2 separate regions of the Homo sapiens genome follow, and region 2 is linked to region 1. A link is a loop called in an ENCODE intact Hi-C map of the cell type or tissue named here. Cell type or tissue: PC-9. All regions are shown on one strand. Links, peaks and the distances in the headings refer to the core of each region. The heading gives the core; the rest is flanking DNA.

What was found. A loop is a pair of places that touch in the nucleus more often than their neighbours do. Peaks named below come from ENCODE experiments on the same cell type or tissue, not always from the same donor. Only the 100,000 strongest peaks of a DNase experiment are listed, where the experiment ranks them.
Region 2: it touches region 1 in a loop (30-fold over the local background); 5 of 110 quality-filtered maps call a loop at or near these places.

The regions. Positions count from the first base shown.
Region 1 is chr14:45,606,106-45,614,565 of GRCh38, forward strand. No RefSeq gene overlaps it. Among named protein-coding and RNA genes, the nearest start is that of LINC02303, 110 kb to the right of the region's middle. In PC-9, for the core only: no CTCF peak of the experiment used is centred there; no DNase peak of the experiment used is centred there.
Region 2 is chr14:46,340,345-46,348,804 of GRCh38, forward strand. The region is part of intron 3 of LINC00871 (long intergenic non-protein coding RNA 871); the gene reads left to right. Among named protein-coding and RNA genes, the nearest start is that of LINC00871, 280 kb to the left of the region's middle. In PC-9, for the core only: CTCF peaks have their summits at 4,168 (motif pointing left) and 4,368; no DNase peak of the experiment used is centred there.

The DNA of each region.
Region 1 (8,460 bases), core at 1,285-6,284:
TATACGCAAATCAATAAATGTAATCCAGCATATAAACAGAACCAAAGACAAAAACCACATGATTATCTCAATAGATGCAGAAAAGGCCTTTGACAAAATTCAACAACCTTCATGCTAAAAACTCTCAAGAAATTAGGTATTGATGGGACGTATCTCAAAATAATAAGAGCTGTCTATGACAAACCCACAGCCAATATCATACTGAATGGGCAAAAACTGGAAGCATTCCCTTTGAAAATTGGCACAAGACAGGGATGCCCTCTCCCACCACTCCTATTCAACATACTGTTGGAAGTTCTGGCCAGGGCAATTAGGCAGGAGAAGGAAATAAAGGGTATTCAATTAGGAAAAGAGGAAGTCAAATTGTCCCTGTTTGCAGACGACATGATTGTATATCTAGAAAACCCCATTGTCTCAGCCCAAAATCTCCTTAAGCTGATAAGCAACTTCAGCAAAGTCTCAGGATACAAAATCAATGTACAAAAATCACAAGCATTCTTATACACCAATAACAGTCAGAGAGCCAAATCATGAGTGAACTCCCATTCACAATTGCTTCAAAGAGAATAAAATACTTAGGAATCCAACTTACAAGGGATGTGAAGGACCTCTTCAAGGAGAACTACAAGCCACTGCTCAATGAAATAAAAGAGGATACAAAGAAATGGAAGAACATTCCATGCTCATGGGTACGAATAATCAATATCGTGAAAATGGCCATACTGCCCAAGGTAATTTATAGATTCAATGCCATCCCCATCAAGCTACCAATGCCTTTCTTCACAGAATTGGAGAAAACTACTTTAAAGTTCATATGGAACCAAAAAAGAGCCCGCATTGCCAAGTCAATCCTAAGCCAAAAGAACAAAGCTGGAGGCATCACACTACCTGACTTCAAACTATACTACAAAGCTACAGTAACCAAAACAGCATGGTACTGGTACCAAAACAGAGATATAGATCAATGGAACAGAACAGAGCCCTCAGAAATAACGCTGCATATCTACAACTATCTGGTCTTTGACAAACCTGAGAAAAACAAGCAATGGGGAAAGAATTCCCTATTTAATAAATGGTGCTGGGAAAACTGGCTAGCCATATGTAGAAAGCTGAAACTGGATCCCTTCCTTACACCTTATACAAAAATTAATTCAAGATGGATTAAAGACTTAAACGTTAGACCTAAAACCATAAAAACCCTAGAAGAAAACCTAGGCATTACCATTCAGGACATAGGCATGGGCAAGGACTTCATGTCTAAAACACCAAAAGCCAAAATTGACAAATGGGATCTAATTAAACTAAAGAACTTCTGCACAGCAAAAGAAACTACCATCAGAGTGAACAGGCAACCTACAAAATGGGAGAACATTTTCACAACCTACTCATCTGACAAAGGGCTAATATCCAGAATCTACAATGAACTCAAACAAATTTACAAGAAAAAAACAAACAACCCCATCAAAAAGTGGGCAAAGGATATGAACAGACACTTCTGAAAAGAAGACATTTATGCAGCCAAAAGACACATGAAAAAATGCTCATCATCACTGGCCATCAGAGAAATGCAAATCAAAACCACAATGAGATACCATCTCACACCAGTTAGAATGGCAATCATTAAAAAGTAAGGAAACAACAGGTGCTGGAGAGGATGTGGAGAAACAGGAACACTTTTACACTGTTGGTGGGACTCTAAACTAGTTCAACCATTGTGGAAGTCAGTGTGGTGATTCCTCAGGGATCTAGAACTAGAAATACCATTTGACCCAGCCATCCCATTACTGGGTATATACCCAAAGGACTATAAATCATGCTGCTATAAAGACACATGCACACGTATGTTTATTGCAGCACTATTCACAATAGCAAAGACTTGGAACCAACCCAAATGTCCAACAACGATAGACTGGATTAAGAAAATGTGGCACATATACACCATGGAATACTATGCAGCCATAAAAAAGGATGAGTTCATGTCCTTTGTAGGGACATGGATGAAATTGGAAATCATCATTCTCAGTAAACTATCGCAAGGACAAAAAACCAAACACTGCATGTTCTCACTCATAGGTGGGAATTGAACAACGAGAACACATGGACACAGGAAGGGGAACATCACACTCTGGGGACTGTTGTGGGGTGAGGGGAGCGGGGAGGGATAGCATTAGGAGAAAGGTCTTTTTATCTATGCAGAGCAACTTGTACATTGACCTAGGCCTGCGGTTTCAGACAGTGCTCCAAGAGCCCTTTCAGGCACCTGTGTGGTAGTGGGAGGGAATGGGGCTTTGGAATCCTTATCTTCATTTCAGTCAGCGTTAATATACATATTGTATAAATTTTGTTTCTTCTTATCCTCTTTGTTAAACAAAGTGCTTTGCAGCTTTCATATTTACCCTTGGTGGTTATGCCTTTGTTCCTAGTCTGGGATAATATTTTAATTTTTGTCATGTAGTCATTAAAACCATGTGTTACTGTCTTAGTCTATGACTTGCTTGGACCACTGTGTTTATTTTGGTGCTTCACATTCTTCTTTCCTAATAAAATAATTTTTGATTGAATAATCAGAATGATTCCTGGGGAGGCTCTAGTCCTTTCAGCCTATCTTCCCTTTTAGGATTGCATGCCATAAAATCCTGAATATCTCTCTGAACTTTCAAATTCTTGACTTACTCTAGTCTGGACTTATATCAAGCCGTCTACTTCAACCTTTCCCTTGCTGGTCATCGTAAGCCTCTGTGTGACAGGGCCCTTGAACCCTTAAATTCATGTCACTTTTGCTTCACCAACCCATTCATTTTTTGACCTTAAGTCTCTAAATAGTTTCTAGACTTTCTTGGTGCTCAAACTATGAAGACTTGTCCCATGCTTTGTTTGCACTGAATGAGACACAAGAGCTGATAGAGTTCCTCGTTACAACTGTGTCTATTTTGTGTCCTGTCTCAGTAGTGTATTCTAGAATGGGCTCAGGAATGTTACAATATCATCACAATACTTTTCATTTCCTTCCTCCCACTAATTTCTAGTAAAATATTATTCTTTGTTGATTTATTTCTATTGCAATTACCTTCTACCTGCCCAGTGAGTTTTTTGTTTGCTTGTTTATTTTTTTAATAGGGTAACTCATTTTATTGTTATATTTGAAATATAGGCATATTCTAGCAATTATCAATACTACCTATATTGTCATAGTAATTAGGCTACATTACAAATTTAAGCTTGATTATTTCAATTCAATCTTGATTTTCAGGGCTATTTACATAGTTCTGCAGCTATGTTAACTTCAGCAACTATAAGTAGCATCTATGATCTTTAAAGTTGTTTCCTCATGGTAATTGTTAGATACATACTCTCCAGTTAGATTTTCTGGTAGGCCGATGGGAGAGATATGTTGGGCAGGATAGAATTTTCAGCATTTCTCAATAGACATAGAAATGATTTTCTACTCTGTGTGCAGAGTTAAGCATTCATAATGTAGAAGTTCAGTTGAGAGGCCTCTTTTAAAAAGAGTGGCAGAAAACATGAGAAAAAAGTGGGAAAGTTTGCTAGTCTTGCACACCCTTGGGGATTTGGCATGCTTCACATGTGATAAAACTTGATTAATTTTTCTCCTTTGTGGATCACAGTTGGGGACCCCACCAGACTGAGGTACACAATTATATTCATCCATCGCAAAACAAAACTAAAACTGTAACGAATGTATTTGAAGAGAAATATGAAAGAAATGAGATGTAGTATGACTTGTTCATTTTGGCATGGTCTTATGAAATTTGCTTTTGCTTATATAAGTAGGTTCAGTTAGAGTGGTTCTGCTACAGATGACCATTAATTACTATTTAATTTATTGGTAGTTTAAAAACCTGATTTATTTGATCAAGTGGAATGATGTAGATTATTCTTGATAAACACTAGTTCAATATTATAATTCATGCTTTTGAGGATCATGACCAGTTTATCTTTAGAAATAGACATTATCTCAGTAGATGCTTTTCCTCTCTTTTTTCCTCCTTGTTGAGATGATTTTAGCATTAGTGCTCATATGCACAGAATGTTCACTCTCATCATTTCATTGCTCTTGATTTTGTTTTAAGTAGTGATTTTGACCCTTTTGTTTATCACTGTTTGAGGTTGTTTGTTCATTTCTAGTGTTATTGGGGGAACTGAATGAACTAGATTGTTCTAGTTCAGCTATGTTATGGTTTCTTATATTTTAACAATACCTTCTCCATCCACCAAGGAAAATGGATGGAAACCTTCCATAGTAGGTGAGCTCTATAATGGTTTTCATCAGGTGAAAGCATGACAAAGCCTTCTGATGAGACTGAAGAGAAATATATAAATAAAAACACAACTGCTGCTTGAGCTCTTCCTGCAGATGGCACTGGTGTTACTTGGATAAAGAACATTTTTGTGTTCAGCAGCTTTTAGTACATTGTGCACACTGGAAAGGCTCATACATACCAGGAAACTAAGTAGATGTTTTGTAATAAGTGCTCACTTATCTGTGCATGATTGAACCCCAGCATGGTTCAACCCGTCCTTTTGGAGGTCTGCTTTTCAATGAATGCATTCACATGGACAATAAAATCTGATGCAGTACTCTTTTTGACTAGGGAAGAGACCTACCACTAAAATCACATAAAAAAGTAAACCTCCAGGACCAGTCTCCCAGTTGCATCTGCTTGAAAAATCCGGCCTAGTCTGAGAATGCATAAATATCACAGGGGTTTGAAGGGAGATATCATGATTTTTTAAAGTAAAAATATGTTATTCTGATAAAATCCTGGGAGATTTATTCTGGTAATCTTAAAAGTGAATTCGACAAAGATTTATTGAACACTTATGTAAGGCAATGCATTGTGCCAAATTGCTACAGAAGGTTCAAAGATGAAAAACAGAAAACAAACATGATCTGTATCTCCTCAGATCTCTCAAGATAATTGCAAAAACAGACATAAGCGCAAAGATGTGAGATGCAAGTTAGTTTGGTAAGTGATATAAAAATTACCAGTAAGATGTTATTGGAGTAAGGGAGGGGTATCAAAGAGGATTTGAGATGGGCTGTGAAAGAAGGGAATATTCAGTGGAATATGAAGTGGGGAAGAGACAAAGTAAGAATTTTCAATAAGGGAACTGTACGAGCAAAGGCATAGTAGAGAACAGTATTCTGTTTGGGTTTAATGATTTATTTAAGGACTGATACACTCAAGGCTCCCTGTAAGTTGCTCTAAAATATGACTCTATACCACTTTCTAATTTTGGGCTCCTGGGCATGTTAGTTAACCTCACTGTGCCTTTGTTTCCTTGTTTCTAATGGAGGGTAGTAAGACTACCTCCCTGAAAAGGTTTCTGAGAGGATTAAATGAGCTAACATATATATAGTGCCTGACCATAGTAACAAATATTACTGTCATTATAAAAATAAATATTGGATGGGCACATTTTATGCCAGTCATTCTACAAGGAGAATTCTAATTCTATCAGGAGACTAAGAATTAGGTATCATCACAGTTGTACAAGTAACAACATTTAGGTTTAGGTAGATAAATTAACTTGCTAAAGATATTACAGAATAGGTTTGTACTCAGGCCAAGTCTATCTTTTTTTCTGCTTCATTTTTCACTTTTTATATAATAAGTTGATTGTAATCAGTCTGTGTGGTGAGTGGGTGGAAAGGAGCTTCAGTGACTTAAGGATGGTAGGGGCCCAGAGCAGAAGCCTTCTGATGCTTGGCCAAGGGTTTAATCTTTATTTGTTATGCAATAGAAAATTACTTATGGGTTATCATGAACACCACCTGTCTCCTTTGGCAAAGAGTGAAAGATAGTTGTGACCCATAGAAGACAATTAATAAGTGTGACTTAAGGCTAATTAAAAAAATTTCAAATATTAACTGAGGGGTTTCTTTTAGTTTAGAGGAGGGAACACAGTAGTAGTTTGAAGAATTATAGTCAGCAAAGGAGAGTGAAAAGAAACAGATGAAGGAAAGGAGAAAGCAATAGGATATTTTGGGAAAGGCACAGGCATGATGGCTGAGTGAACTCAAGGGAGTGATTAGCAATGACAAGTGCAGAAAAGAAATGGAATAGAATGTAGACCACTGTCAGAAGAGTGTTGGTGGAGGAGTGGGAATAGACACTGTGTGGTAGTAGGTTGAAGAGTGACTGTGAGGTGTATTGTGTGAGAGGGAATTTAGACTGCTTCTTTGAGGAGTTGACATTCTTCATTATGAAGAGAGAGAAGAGAGGCAGCCCCAAAGGTGTCATCGTAATCATTTTTATTGTGTGTATATGCATGTGTTTTTCTCTTAGGGATGGGAGTGCATTGATAGTATTGAGGAAGCTGCCAATAGAGCTGAAGCCAGAGAATGAGAGGTGAGTGATGGTCAGGGAGGTGATAATAGTGAATGTAGCCAGAGGCTAAAAGGGATTAGTCATCCAGTGCAATGAAGATTGGAAAGTAGGAAGGTGACACGAGAATAAGATTGTGGGTGTAGAGTATTGAAGGAGAAACTTTTTGCTTCACGGAAAAAATAGTGTGGCCAGAGGCTATTAAATACATTCTGAATTCTCATATGTGACACATAAATCCCTTAACTAATTCCTCAGTTTTAATGTCCTACTCCTTCAACGTGCTACACCACCATTTTAGAACTGTTACCAAATGCTATTCATATCCTGTATTTTGGCATATGGTGTCCTCAATATTAGAAGGTTTTTCTTTCAGATCCTCTATGGTTCAAGTATAGTTTAATATCTCTCTTCTGTGGTCCACTGGGTCTTGAATTCTCTAAATTCCCTCCGAGTAGACTTCATTAGATCGAGAGCATCTTAATAACAAGGACCATTTTCCAACATAGTTTTGTATTCTTATCACTTAGCATACAGTAGTTGTCCAATAAAATTTGTTGAGTCTAAATTTCATTTTCCAAAGTAAGACATTTTGTGTTTTTAAGTTTTTGTGGTGATTTAGGATTACTCCAATTTATATACTTTCCATTTGTAAAGCTGAATTAGAAGCAGACTTGATTTTAAAACTGGTGAAAATGATACTTTACTTGCTAAATCACTCTCTTAAATGCACACTACCTTTGCTTTTTGATTTGGTGTGTGTATCTGTGTGTGAATTATGGGTCATCAACAAGCGTTAAATATATTAAGGGTAGAATTTTAGTCTTAATTTTTGAATCTACAACAAAGGCTTGCTAGACTCATGATCAATAAATGCCTGACAAGCAACTAGTAAACTTTTGTTTGTACTCTGTTATGTACTATGTATGCGTCCAGAATCTTCTTGGAGGGTTCATTTTATATCCCTGTGTCTGAGTTACTTCTCTGTGAAATGACTTCCTCCACTGACTTCTGCACAATTATAGTTCAGAATTAAGGAGGCTATATTTGATTAATAATTTCTGCTTATAGAAGAAAAGTACTATGTAGATGAATATTCAACAAGGAAAATGTTCTTAGTCATATGCTGGCCTATTCAGTGGGTGAGTAAAATGAGTACTATAATCTGTCACAACCATCTTTGTATGCAAAGTTTAGTAATAAATCATAGAGGATTTTGCTTTTATTTAAATGAGCATAGGCCTATTGCCTCTGTTCTTTAAAAGTTCAGTTCTCTCTTATTTAGAACACTTTTTATTTGCAACTGTCTTCTTTCATAGTTTGCTATACTTCTAATCTTGGTCCAAGATATTACTCCCTGATTTCTTTCTTTTTCCTTCTTTTAGCCGACAGAGTTTCTTACCACCTGAAGTGCAAACACTGTCAGAATGAATTGATGGCTTTCATATTATATGTTGACAATGCTACTACTCAGGAGTGGGAATGTGGTCAAAAAGACAGATATGACTGTCCATCCTTTCCAGAGAATATTGCTGTGATAAGAAACATTCACAGGGGCCTTTTTTGTTTTAGCTCCCAAGGTTACTTTGGTGTGTACATCTTACTTTTTATTTTCCAAACGTATTGTTGCTATGTTTCTGAAAGCTTTGTTTGACATCATATCCTAGGGTTTTTGCTTCTCTGAGTTTTGCTTAGCATGCATACAAAGAATTGTGGTGTTGACATTCTCTATCTTATTTAGAATATTTTATCCAGGGCCCATTGTACTGTGTAATTTAATTTTAAATAATAAATTGAATAGAAATGAAAATAGTGTGCTGCCTTCCAAAACATACTTCCTAGAGCCCTTTTCTTGAGATTGCTGAGAGGACACTGTTACAGAAACATTACCTCATTTACTGACCCATGTTTGAATGTGTTTTTGAAGGGCAGTGACTCAAGATAGTGGGTAGTTACATTGTATTTTAAGTCTTTCAGAAATTAAAAAATTCAGTGTATCTGGAGTATGATATTCTTTTGTCATCCAGGCTGGAGTGCAATGGTGCAAACATGGCTCACTGTAGCCTTGACCTCCCAGGCTCAAGTAATCCTCTCACCTCAGGTGTGCCAC
Region 2 (8,460 bases), core at 1,981-6,980, 730 kb after region 1:
TGTAGGTAATCAACAATTTGCTGAAATGTTTTTAAAATATCTATAAATCTTACTACATGTGTAATGGTCCTTTTACAAAGTGTATCAATTACAGACAGACAATAAACTGTAGTGCATATTTTCCCAGCCCAAAGACAAAAAATATTTTGAGATTAAAAAAAAGTCTGTGTGTGTGTGGGGGTGGGTGTATACACATACATACATATGAAATGCTACACAGAGTATCTATCCCATTAGTGTTTATAATTCACATTAGTAAATTACTCTGCGGAAAACATTATATAGGAAACATTTTAAATTAAGTCTAGCCTAATTTTTCTAAATTTAATTAAAACTCTTCCTTTTTTTTCACTGCACACGTATCATCTTCTCAAAATGTTTTGTGCAAGGAAGACTAAAACCATGTGGTAGGAAGTATCATCTTCATTATACAGACAAGGTAACTGAGTTAAAATATGAAAACATTCACCCAAAGAAAACCTATAAATGATAGTACTGCAATTTTAATATGGATCAACTGACTTACGATTCAGTTTCCTTTTTGTCACCCAAATTTGTCCTTCATATATATAATTATATATTTATTTTTATATATAATTTGAACTCTATATATAGAGAGAGTCTGGTTATGTTTTTAGAAAACATATTAAATGTTAAGGTATCTCTGAAGAAAACTACACATTATATTTAAATACTAATTTATTTTCCCTCTAATTGCTGTATAACTCTGGGTGAACTTCCGGGATTGAGGATGCCAAGATTAAAACAGATTGCCAGGTGAGCTGGTAGGAAAAAATGTGGATATTATTACAACCTCATCTTTCTGCTCCTCAAGTGCAAAATTTTGGGAAAAAAAATGTGAGTAGGTGTGATTCTTACACAGTTTCTCATTTGGTGGAAAGTTACTTTTTGAAAGATTGAACACAGGCAGTAAGAGCTCTTGAATTCAGAGGACTGGCTTCATTGCCTACAATCTGTGTACTTATAAGTAATTGGTAAACCATTAAGTGCATTATGAAGAATATTAGAAATGGAAAACATTTAAAAATTATTTGTTGGTATGAATTAATAAGATTGGCCATATATATAAATATGGTGTACCCATAAAAATGCAACAGTTGTATACTAAAAAGTAACCCAGATGCAGAATTGTATCTATATTGATATCTATATCCATATTTATATCCATGTAAATACATAGACATACAGATAGATATAGATTAGATATAGATACAGGTAAAGGTAAAGTACAGATATAGAGATAGAGATATCCATTTTCTTCTCAGAAAAGATAACAAAACTACTCTCATAATCTATTTTATTCAATAAACCTTTATCTGTACCCTAATATATAGAAGGCATTGGTCAAGGCCCTGTGATTATTTAGTTAAATAATACTACTCTGACCTCAAGAAATGTAAATAAAGTCTCGTAGACGAGAACAGGCTTACATACCTGTAAAATAAAGGGGAAAGGACAAGGTCTAATATAATAAACGCTATATAAATTCTATAGTTGAGATAAGACCATTGGATGAAGGGATTACTGGTTCTGTTTCAAGGAACTGTTAAAGGCTTAATGATTGAACAGGCTATTTATTCAGCTTAAAATATCCAAACACTTCACTCTATCACTATTTTATTAAATCTTTACCAGAAGGATCTAAAGTCCTTGAAATAACTTAGCTCTATTTAAATATATCAAATCCAGTTTCAGATTCTTTCACTGGGTCTTCACGTTGAAAGTGAATGTTCAATTGAAGGTAACTTTCAATTCACCTTCTGAAGTCAGTACAGAAAGAAAATCAGTTTTGCTCTAATGTTTAGTGGCTTCTCTGCCTGCCTCTGAGGCATTGAAAGGCTGTAGACGATCAGCAGTCCTACAGGGTTTTTGTTTTAAATCAGTCTGAGTAATCTTGATTTTAAAAAGGTAGAATAACTTTAAGAAGGATGTAGAGGAAAAAAGCAAACATATAAACCTGCAAAAAATGATTTTTGATGTACTCATTTCCCAGTGTATTATGAAGTGAAAGGAAAGGAGAGATTATCTTCACCCTTTCCTAAGTGGAGTGCCAACCAGCCAAGTTCAGGGATTCATTCATGTGCATAAAATCACCAAACTGGCTATGCATTGTTTCAGTTTTCTTGAGGCAAATAAAAATGACACTCATCTAATAAGTCATTACTACTCTCCATCATCTTATCAGAGCAGGTATCACTTTTGTTAGGCTTATTTTGTCTGTTATTTTTACATGTTTAGATTGAGGTTATGCATTTTTGGCAATAATATCACAGAAGGGATGTGTCCATTTCTCTGCATTGTATCAGGAGGTACAGAATGTCATATGTCATTATAACTGGTGATATTAACTTTGATCATGTGGTTGATGTCGTGTACGGCAGGTTTATCTACTGTAAAGTTACTGTTTTGCATTCTGTATTGATAAATATCTTAGAGGAAGATATTCTGACACTACACAAATATCCTGTAATGTATCTCTTCTAAAAATGTGCATAATTTTAGCATGCAATCTTGCCACTAATAATTATTATTGTGTTATTCTAATGAAAATGTTCTATTTTCTTCATTTCTTCTACACTTATTAATCGGATTTATTCTGCAAAGAAGAACTACCCATTCTCCCACATTTATTTACTTATTCAATTATACATTTATATCAATTGGACACATGGATATTTACATTATTCTGTGAGCTATAATACAATGCTACATTATTTTGTTGCTCAAACTGTTGTATATTGGTCATTGAAGCTCTTTCACAGAGTCCCCTCTGCCCTTTTAATGTGCCCTCATCCTTTTATGAGCATTTCCTTACTTTTTGATGTCCAGGATGCTCTGGACTCATCTTGTATATTTTCTTTTCTTGACCTGGAATCAAACACTCCTCTTAAGCGCTCAAGTTCCTTGTAAAGGAGAGTGCAATTAAAACACTAAGGTCTGAATACCTGGTGTGCTCACTGCTACGGAAGTAGTATTGTTTCCAGGACTTCTCAGCTCACAAAGCTTAAAGCTTAGATTAAACACACATGCATAAAACATTTATATATTTTCTCTATCTAAATATTTGTACAAATATTTAGAAACCATATATTTATAATGATAGTTTCACCTATCACTCTAACAACCACAGGTTTTATTCTAGCTGTTCCACTTCAGTCCTAGTAATTTTTTCTCTGCCATTGAGAAACCAGAATCTCAGTATATAAAATGTATTTATTTATTTGTTCAACTTTATTATTTAGTCTCAAATTTCCTAACCCACATGCATTTGATTTAAAAAGTTTGCTAACTAGAGTGCAATATTTGTTTACTATTCTCTCTTGGTCTGTCTGTTCTGCTATAACATAATGCCTGACACTGGATAATTTATAAAGAACAGAAATTTATTTTCTCGCAGTTCTAGAGGCTGGGAAGTCCAAGATTCAGTCACTGGCATATTTCAAGGGCCTTCTTGTTGCATCCTCTGCAGAGAAGAAACACTTTCCTCACATGGCAGACAGCAAAAGGCAAAGAGGCCAACGGGGGCCCAAATATGGCCTTTCATGACAATATTAATCCCACTCTTGAGGGTGGAACTATCACCTCCCAAAGGTCTCACCTTCTAACACTGCAACCAAATTTCAACATGAGTTTTGGAGGGAACAAATGTTCAAACCAAAACAATTATTTTTGTCTTTAACCTTACAATATTTAGTTAAAACACTGCTTTCCAAAGTAACTATAGTTAGTTTTCTTTTTGTTTCCTATTACACTATGTGTGGTTTTGTTGTTCACTTGTTGTTCATTTAGGTTCATAGGTCACAGTTTGTGTTTGATTTGGGATTCCCCCACATACTGGTTATTTTTGATTTACATACAGTAAAATTCACTTTTTGTAGTATGTAGCTTTATGGGTTTTGAGGAGTCATATATTCATAGTCCTGATACAAAACAGTCCATCACACTAAAAATTCTCTTGTTACCCACTCCATTTTCCTAAATCTGACAACTACTGGCCTGTTTTCAGTCTATAGTTTTCTTTTCCGTGATATCATATAAGTAGAAACATACAATATGTAGACTGGGGGTTCTCAGTGAGAGACAAATTTGTTCCCAAGGGGATATTTGACAATGTCTGAAGACATTTTTTGATTGGTAAGACTGGAGTGAGGGTTACTACTGACCTCTAGTGGGAAGAGGTTAGAGATGCCACTCAACCTCCTGCAATGCACAGGACAACCCCGGACAATAAAGAATTATCTGGCCCCAAATGTCGGCAGTGCTCAAGATGAGAAACCCTGACACACATTTTTGGGTCCAGCTGCTTTCACACTTAGCAACCAGATTCAAAGAATCACTTAAAAATTCATCCATGTTGTTTTCAAATCAATAGTTGTTGAATCAATGGTTTCTAACTTTTTTTTCTGACTAGTATTACATTGTGAGCCACATCTCACATAGATTGCCAATCCATTTACATGGGGAAGGATATCCTGTTGCTACCAGATTTTGGCAATTATAAGTTAGGCTGTTATAAACATTTATATGCAGGTTTTACGTGGACATAATTTCATTTGTCTTTGTCAGAAATGTGATTGTTTCTCCCAGTCTGTGTCTTCTTTTTCTCCTCATAATACTGTTGTAGATGAAAAAATAATTTTTTACAAGGTCCAAGTTTCTATGGATTGTGCTTTTGTTGTTGTATCTAAATACTCTTAGCTTAAACCAAGCTCATACAATTTTCCTTATGTTTTATTGTTTTATATTATTTGTCTATATTTAATATTTGTCTTGTGATCATTTTGAGTCAAATTTGTAAGGTGTGTGGCTTGGGTCAAGGTTTATTTTTGTACGTATGAACATCCAGTTGTTCAAGTTCCAGTTAAGACTATCCTTTCTCTGTTGAAATGACTGTACATTTCTCAAAAAAATTAAATTGACTATGTTTGGGTGGGTCTGTTTCTGGGCACTCTAATCCATTATATCTATCTAAAGGTGTGCCCTTCAGCTAATATCATACTGTCTTAACCACTATAGCTTCATAGTCAGTCTTGACATCTAGTAACGTGAATCATCTAACTTTTTACTTATTTTTCAAAGTTGTTTTGGTTATTTTGTTTCTTTTTTCTTTCCATAAATTTTATAATCATCTGTTAATATATATATTTAGAGAAAAAATCATTGGTATTTTGATTGGTATTGCATTTGATTTATAATTTAACCTTAAGATAATTGAATTTTTAACAAAGTGGGTCTTTCAATCCATTAACACAGTATATCTTTCCATTTATTTTGACCTTACTTGATTTCTTTTATCCACATAATTTTCTGCATACAGAAATATGCATGTATGCATTAAATATATATATATCTCATAATTTGTTTTATTGATGATGGTAGCATTCTTATCTTTTAAGTAATATGGTTCATTGCTAGTATGCAGAAATACGATTGATTTTCTGCAGAGTGATATTTTATCTTTAGATCTTTTTGAACTCACATATTAGTTCTAGAAGCTTTTTAAAGAGTCTATGGGATTTTCTATGGGATCAGTCATGTTTGTAAAGAAAGACATTATTATTTCTTTCCCTTTAATCTGTACACTTTTTATTCTTGCCTTATTAAACTAAGATTTCCAGTATGATATTGGCTTGGCTTGTTTCCAATCTTAGCACAAACATCCTTTGTTTATATCATTAAACATAATGTAAGTTAAATGTTTTTGTACCTCTTCCTTATTGAGTCAAAGAAGTTTTTATTCCCAGTGTTCTAAGATTTTTCCACATTCTATTCAATATCTATTCTTCAATAAATAGATATTGAATTTTGTCAAATCCAGTTTCTGCATCTAGAGTTAATCACATGATTCCTCTTTTTAAATATGATGTTAATATTGTTAATTTTATCGATCAATTCTTGCATGTTGAACCAGTTTGGTATTGTTGGGATAGACCAACTTTGGCTAGGATATGCAATTACTTTTATATTATGTTTTGGTATTAATTTGCTAAAATATTTTATCAGGATTTTTGCATCTATGTTTATGAGAGATATTAGCATGTAGTTCTCTTGTAATGATTTTTTTTTCCAGTTTTGGCATTACAACAGTGTTGGGCTCATATAATGTATTTTTATTTTCTTAAAGTGTCTGAAAGAGATTATGTAGAAATGGTATTATTTTTCCTTTAATGTTTGGTAAAGTTCACCAGTAAACCCTCCAGTCTGTAGGAGATTTTTTTAAAATAAGTTTTTTACCCAGTGAAACCCCGTCTCTACTAAAAATACAAAAAAAATAGCCAGGCGTGGTGGTGGGTGCCTGTAGTCCCAGCTACTCGGGAGGCTGAGGCAGGAGAATGGCATGAACCCGGGAGGCGAAGCTTGCAGTGAGCCAAGATCATGCCACTGCACTCCAGCCTGGGCAACAGAGCAAGACTCCATCTCAAAAAAAAATAATAAATAAATAAATAAGTTTTTCACCGAAAATTCTGCAGCCACCAGGCTCACCTGCCATTCCACACTCTACCAATTTGTCAACTATTCTTGCTGAATTCTCCTTAGTGTTGTCCAGTGTCTGTACTAGTTAAGCAAAGATTCAAATCCTGACTCGCTGCAGGTGCCTGTTTCTCCCCAGATATTAGGTTAGCAGATTGCCCTGGGATGGTCTCTCTCTAATGACTGCCAATCAAAACCACAATGAAATACCATGTCATACCAGTCAAAATTGGTGTTATTAAAATGTCAAAAAATAACATGCTGTGAGGTTGTGGAGAAAAAAGAGTGCTTACACACTACCGGTGGGACTGTAAATCAGTTCAGCCATTGCAGAAAGCAGTTTGGCAATTTCTCATAGAACTCAAAGCAGAATTACCGTTTGACTCAGCAATCCCATGATTGGGTATATACTCAAAGGAATATACATTGTTCTGCCATAAAGATATGTGCACGTGTATGTTTACTGCAGCACTGCTCACAGTAGCAAAGACATAGAATCAACCTATATGCCAATCAATGGTAGACAGGATGAAGAAAATGTGGTACAAATGCACCATGAAATACTATACAGCCATAAAAAAGAATGAGATTATGTCCTTTGCAGTAACATGGACAGAGCTGGAGGCCATTATGCTAAGTGAACCAACACAGTAACAGAGGGCCAAATATCACATGTTCTCACTTATAAATGGGAGCTAAATATTGAGTACAGATGTTCACAAAGAAAGGAACAACAGACACTGGGGCCTGCTTGAGGGTGGAGAGAGGGAGGAGGGTGAAGATCAAAAACCTACCTATTGGGCAGCATACGTAGCATATCTACCTATGCTTATCTCCTGGGTGGTGAAATACTCTATACACCAAACCTCTGTGACATGCAATTTACCTATATAACAAACCTCCATGTGTACCCCTGCACCTAAAATAAAAGCTCTAAATAAATAAATAAATAATTCAGAAAGAAAAAGAAAAGCTATGGATTTGGAGTTTTTGTAGATTTTTCTTGGGAGAACAATATTCTTTCCAGCATTTTACATCACTGAATAGAAGTTGGAAATCTCTTGAAGTGTTAAATATTTAGTAACATATATTATTTAATTTCCAGAATATTTTTATTCCTTGTCTATTTAGATAGTTTAAGCAGTATATAATGTTTCAAACATTGTTCTATTATTATGGTGATTCTCGTCATCTGTTTTGCATCTGTTGACCTTCTCCTGATAGTGAGTACCTGGTAGTGTTGGTAGTTTGTCATCTTGTGTGATCTGCAATTTTGAACATGAACACATCTTCTGGTCTTTTTTGTCCTTTTCTTTTTCTTTATTCCCACATCTATACACTGAATTGTGGGAATTACCTGCAGAGCAATTTTCTGTTTGCCTCTGAAGGAGCTCTGATGATGAAATTAGACAACACTCTTGCATTTAGTGCTAACCTGGGATTTTTATTACTCATAAGTGAACTTTGCTTTTATTTTTCTGCTCACAACCCTTGATGCTTCCACAGGCTTCCTAACTTTTCCTCAGTTATTTAGCAATTTTTCTTGGCCAAGTTTCACTGACAAAAATCTTTTGAGGCTTCCAGTTTTGCAGAGGATTTGAACATCCTCCTCCCATAAGTTCTAAATTACAACTCCTTTTGCATAATCTGATGTACTTATCTTTTCTGGCATTAGTTTACACTTTCCATGTTGGCTTGTCAGAAATTATACCATACATAGTTTATGTACATCTCCAAATTCAGTTCACTGTGATTTTCTGTTTAATTGTAGTGATGACCTTCCAGGAAAGTCAACTTACAAAAAGGACACTGTTGCTAGTAATATGTGTCCCAGCATCATAATTATTAAGTTTGACCTGTGTCTAATTAAGAAATTAATGGATGCTGCACTTGATCAGTTTGGGAGAAGTTGTTAATTATAAGTATTGTGATGAAGGGTAGCTGTTTATTCCCTAGTAAATATAGGCT